Linked DNA regions of Homo sapiens: region 2 is linked to region 1. Evidence: read pairs that join two places in POLR2A ChIA-PET (ENCODE). Cell type or tissue: HepG2. All regions are shown on one strand.

Region 1 (2,500 bases):
TCCCTAGCAAGATGTAGAAGAGGCAATTCAAAAACTTAGGGAGATAGAAATGTTGGAATGGATTTTTCATGTGTAACCTATGTTGCAAAAAAAAGCTCGGAAGATAATCCTTTCACTCAGGCATTGAGAAATCCATTAGTGAGGTGGGCATGGTGGTTCACACCTGTAATCCCAGTACTTTGGGAGGCCGAGCCAGGTGGATCACTTGAGGCCAGGAGTTCAAGACCAGCCTGGCCAACATGGTGAAACCCCGACTGTACTAAAAATACAAAAATTAGCCAGGTGTGGTGGTGCACAACTGTAATCCCAGCTACTTGGGAGGCTGAGGCATGAGAATTGCTTGAACCCAGGAGGCAGAGGTTGCAGTTAGCCAAGATCGTGCCACTGTACTCCAGCCTGGGTGACAGAGTGAGACTCTGTCTCAAAAAAACAAAAAAAAAAACAAACAACAACAAAAAAAGAAATGCATTAGTGAGGGGATCACCTTCATCCTTGAAAAGCTCTGTGGTTGCTCCCCTTTGCAGTGTGTCCCTGTTCCCCTAGACATGGGTTGGCAAACTTTATTTATAAAGGGCCACAGATAAACATTTTAGGTTTTACAGTCCCTAAGGTCTCTGTCACAACCCCTAGGTATGGCCATGGGAAATGCCACCACTAAGTGGGTTCCCTGATTTAAAGGGGTAACGGGATCCTAAAATAACAGAGGCCAAGTAGCAGCATGTAATCACCAAAGACAAGGTGGGAAATCTACTATAAATACAGTAAAGTTGTACTGGTAATCAGAACACCTTGGCCCACCAGGATCTTTGGCAGTAATTGATCACACAGTATTCCACAAGCAGCCTACCAAAACAGATTCATCTGTACAACTGAAAAAAACTCCAGCTCTGGTAGTAAAAACCTGACTAGAAAAGTTTTGACCTCTCATCTAATTTCTAGACCCAAGTCAATTAACAAGCCCAGGTCCCCTGAGGAAAAACCTGTAGTGTTCCCACAAGTACAAGTACATACTGTAAATCCTCATCCAAGCTTCCCCAAAGGCCATTTACTAGAGTGACTACGGATTAGAGAAAAGGAAATACCCAGACCTTTCAGGGATTACTAATTCCTGGGGACTCAAAATGCTACTGTGGCCTATCAGTCAAAGTGAGTGCTGACAGTGGTCAGGTAATAGATGAAATGCTTAGCTCAAGTCCACCTCACAGTGGACCCCATAGTACAATGGGCCTACTTTGTTGTTATCTCCTCAGTTCCTGAATAAATACTTGGAACAGACATACTTGACTATTGGCAGAGCTCCCATATTGGCTTTCTGACCCAACTGATAAGAGTCATTTTAATAGTAAGGGCTAAATGGAAGCCCCTAGAACTTACCCTCCCTACTAAGATATTAAGCCAGAAGCAATACCACATCTCAAGAATTAAAGAGCTTAATGTCACCATCAAAAGACTTGAAAGAAACAGGGTAGTGATACCTATTATATCTTGATTTAACTCGCCAGTTTGTCCTGTGCAGAAGTCAGATGGATCTTAGTGACTATCATAAACTCGTGGACTATCATAAACTTAATCTGGTGATGATTCCAATTGCAGCTGATGCCCCAGATATAGCATCTTTACTGGAGCAAATCAACATGGGTCACGGCACTTGGTATACTGCTATTAACCTGAATAATGCCTTTTTCTTCATACAAATCTGCAAGAACCACCAGAAGCACATTGCTTTTACCTGCCTTTTACGTGCCTATGAATCTAGCCTCAGGGCTATGCCATTCTCCTACCATAATGTAGCCCACAGAGATCTTGATCGCGTGACATTCCAAAAAAATAAATAAATAAGCACGTACACACACACACACACACACACACACACACACACACACACACACACTAGTCAACTATACTGACATTATGCTAATTGGGTCTGATAAATAGCAAGTAGCAAATACGTTAGATGCTTTAGTAAGACATATACAAAGTAGTTGATGCGAGATAAACCCTACAAAAATTCAGAGACCCACTGCAGCAATGAAATGTCAGGATTCAATTGCTCAAAACATGTCAAAATTTCCCTTCCAAGGTGATTAAGTTGCTCTAATTAACATCACCAACAATGAAAAAGAGGGTACAATGTTTGGTAGGCTTCAACCCAGCTACAAAGTTACCTACAAGGTTGACAGTTTAGAGTGGGTTTCAGAGCAAGAAAAGATTCTATAGCAAGTTCAAGCTGTGGTTCAAGCTGCTCTGCCATTTGGGCCTTATGATCTGGCAGATCCAATGATACTTGAAGTGTCCATGGCAAATAGGGATGCTGAATGGAGCCTTTAGCAAGCAAGAATAAGAGAATCACTGCCCAGACTTCTAGAATTTTGAGAAAATCTATGCCCTCTTTTGCAGAAAATTATTCACCTTTCAAAAAATAGTTTCAGGCTTGCTATTGGGTCTTGGCAGAGACCAAATGCCTAACCATGGGACATAATGCAACCACGTGTCCTGAGCT
Region 2 (2,500 bases), 580 kb before region 1:
TTGTCGAATTATTAATATGGCTGCCAAATAGTGATTTTCTAATTTTATCCTTCCTCATACCTCATACATCTATTAGTTGGCTTTTGGTTGTTTGTTTGTTTTGTGACGGAGTCTCTCTTGTAGCCTAGGCTGGAGTGCAGTGGCACAATCTCAGCTCAGTGCAACCTCTGTCTCCCGTGTTCAAGTGATTCTCCTGCCTCAGCCTCCCAAGTAGCTGGGATTACAGGCGCCTGCGACCATGCCCGGCTAGTTTTTGTATTTTTAGTAGAGACGGGGTTTCACCATCTTGGCCAGGCTGGTCTTGAACTCCTGACCTTGTGATCCACCCACCTTGGCCTCCCAAAGTGCTGGGATTACAGGCGTGAGCCCCACTGTGCTTGGCCTGATTAGAACCTACTTAATCCAGTATGACCTCACCTTAATTTGATTATATCTACAAAGACCTTATTTCCAAATAAGGCCATATTCACAGATACTGGTGGGGGATGCCAAGGCTTCAATATATCTTTTAAGGGGAACAATTCAACCTGTAACAGACTCCAATTTGTTTTTTTGTTTTTTGTTTTTTTCATATGGATGACCAGTTAGCCTGCATCATTTATTCAGTAGCCATCCTTCCTCACTGGCCTGCAATACTACCTCTGAGTCCATTAAGTAGATGTGGATGCCTTGGGTCTATTTCTGGGTTTTCTGTTCAGTTCTGAGGGTCTAATGTTGCATTCCTGAACAAACACCCACACTGTCCCAATTACTCAGCTTTCTAGCAGGCCTAGATATCTGGTAAAACAAGTCTGCTCATTTTGTTTCTCTTCAAGACTGTCTAGTGGCTGGGCACAGTAGCTCATGTCTATAATCCCAGTACTTTGGGAAGCTAAGGCAGGAGGATTACTGAAGGCCAGAGTTTGAGAACAGCCTGGGCAACATAGCAAGACCCTTCTCCATAAAAAATTTAAAAATTAGCCAGGCATGGTGGCACACACCTGTAGTCCTAGCTACTTAGGAGGCTGAGACCAGTGGAGTACTTCAGCCTAGGAGTTTCAGGCTGCAGTGAGCTAGGATCATGCCACTGCACTCCAGCCTGGGCAACAGACCAAGACCTTGTCTCTCAAAAAAATAAAAAAAAAAAGAGAGATAGATTGTCTAGGCTCTTCTGCGGTCTTTGCTTTTCCATATAAATTTGAAAAACAGTATGCCAACTTTCTCACAAAAAAACTTGGGAGTTTGGCAGGAATTGCACTGAGCCTATGGATCACATCTCCTCTTCCAGGTTCCAGGAAACCTTCCCTCCTCACTAGCCCCATTAGGCTCTCTGTCCCCTCTGGTTTCACACTATCCCCACCCCATTCTGTGGGGGTGATCTGGCCCCCTTGACTGGCCTGAATACCGCAAACCACAAGGGTATGTTCCTTTCAAAAGTCTCCTTCATGTCTCTTGCGTGTGTCCAGACCAAGATCTGACTATGACGACCCTGAAAGCTAGATCTGAGTGACACAGTCCTCCTGTCTCCACTCTCCCCTCTACAGAGCCCAGAGTGTTGTCTTAGGAATCCTTGGTAGGGCTCTTCCTCTAATCCCCTACTCAGTCTATGTAACCCTTAAACAAACTTAGGCCAGATCATATCCCTAGGTCTATTCAAACCCTCCCCATGGTTCCCCAGCTTGTCCAAAGAAAACCCACGTCCTCATCATGGTCTTCGAGACCCAACTCCATCTGCAACCACCCCACTCCATCTGCAACCCCTCACCTCACCCCTCCTCATTGCCTCTGTGACTCCATCTCCTCTATTCTACACACTCACTCGACCGCAGACACTCTGGCCTCCCTGCTGTTCTTCAGGTATGCCAGACACAGTCCTGGTTCAAGAACTTTGCATTTGCTGTTCCCCCTTTCTGAAACATACTTCCCCTAGTTATGCCCTGTCTTGCTCCTTCACTTCGTTCAGATCTCCGCTCAAATAGTATCTTCTCAGTGAAGCCTCCCCTGACCACCCAATATAAAATTGCATTGTCCCCTACCTATACTCCCACCTTCCTCTCCGTTTGATTTTCTTCCAACCACAACAGTTGTTGCCATCTAACATACTGTCTATTCTTTATTGTGTTAATGTCTATGTCCCTCCCTAAAATGGGACCTCATGTGGGCAGAGCTCTTTACCTGTTTTGATCAACAGCACCTAGAACAAATGTCTAGGACACTGTGGGTGTTGAATAAATATTTGTTGAATAAAAGAACTGAGAGAGATGAGACTCATGCCCAGCCCAGACTCTTTTTTTTTTTTTTTTTTTTTTTTTTTTGAGACAGAGTCTCGCTCTGTCCCCAGTCTGGAGTGCAGTGGCATGATCTCAGCTCACTGCAACCTCTGCCTCCCGGGTACAAGCGATTCCCCTGCCTCAGCCTCCCAAGTAGCTGGGATTACAGGTGCCCGCCACCATGCCTGGCTAATGTTTGTATTTTTTAGTAGAGATGGAGTTTCACCATGTTGGCAAAGCTGATCTTGAAC

The links. Peaks named below come from ENCODE experiments on the same cell type or tissue, not always from the same donor. Only the 100,000 strongest peaks of a DNase experiment are listed, where the experiment ranks them.
Region 2: POLR2A ChIA-PET joins it to region 1 with 5 read pairs; 2 of 35 experiments call an interaction of 5 or more read pairs at or near these places.

What each region holds. Positions count from the first base shown.
Region 1 is chr3:47,953,591-47,956,090 of GRCh38, forward strand. The region is part of intron 3 of MAP4 (microtubule associated protein 4); the gene reads right to left. Among named protein-coding and RNA genes, the nearest start is that of MAP4, 62 kb to the right of the region's middle. In HepG2, no CTCF peak of the experiment used is centred here; a DNase peak (open chromatin) is centred at 1,221.
Region 2 is chr3:47,373,871-47,376,370 of GRCh38, forward strand. No RefSeq gene overlaps it. Among named protein-coding and RNA genes, the nearest start is that of PTPN23, 5.9 kb to the right of the region's middle. In HepG2, no CTCF peak of the experiment used is centred here; no DNase peak of the experiment used is centred here.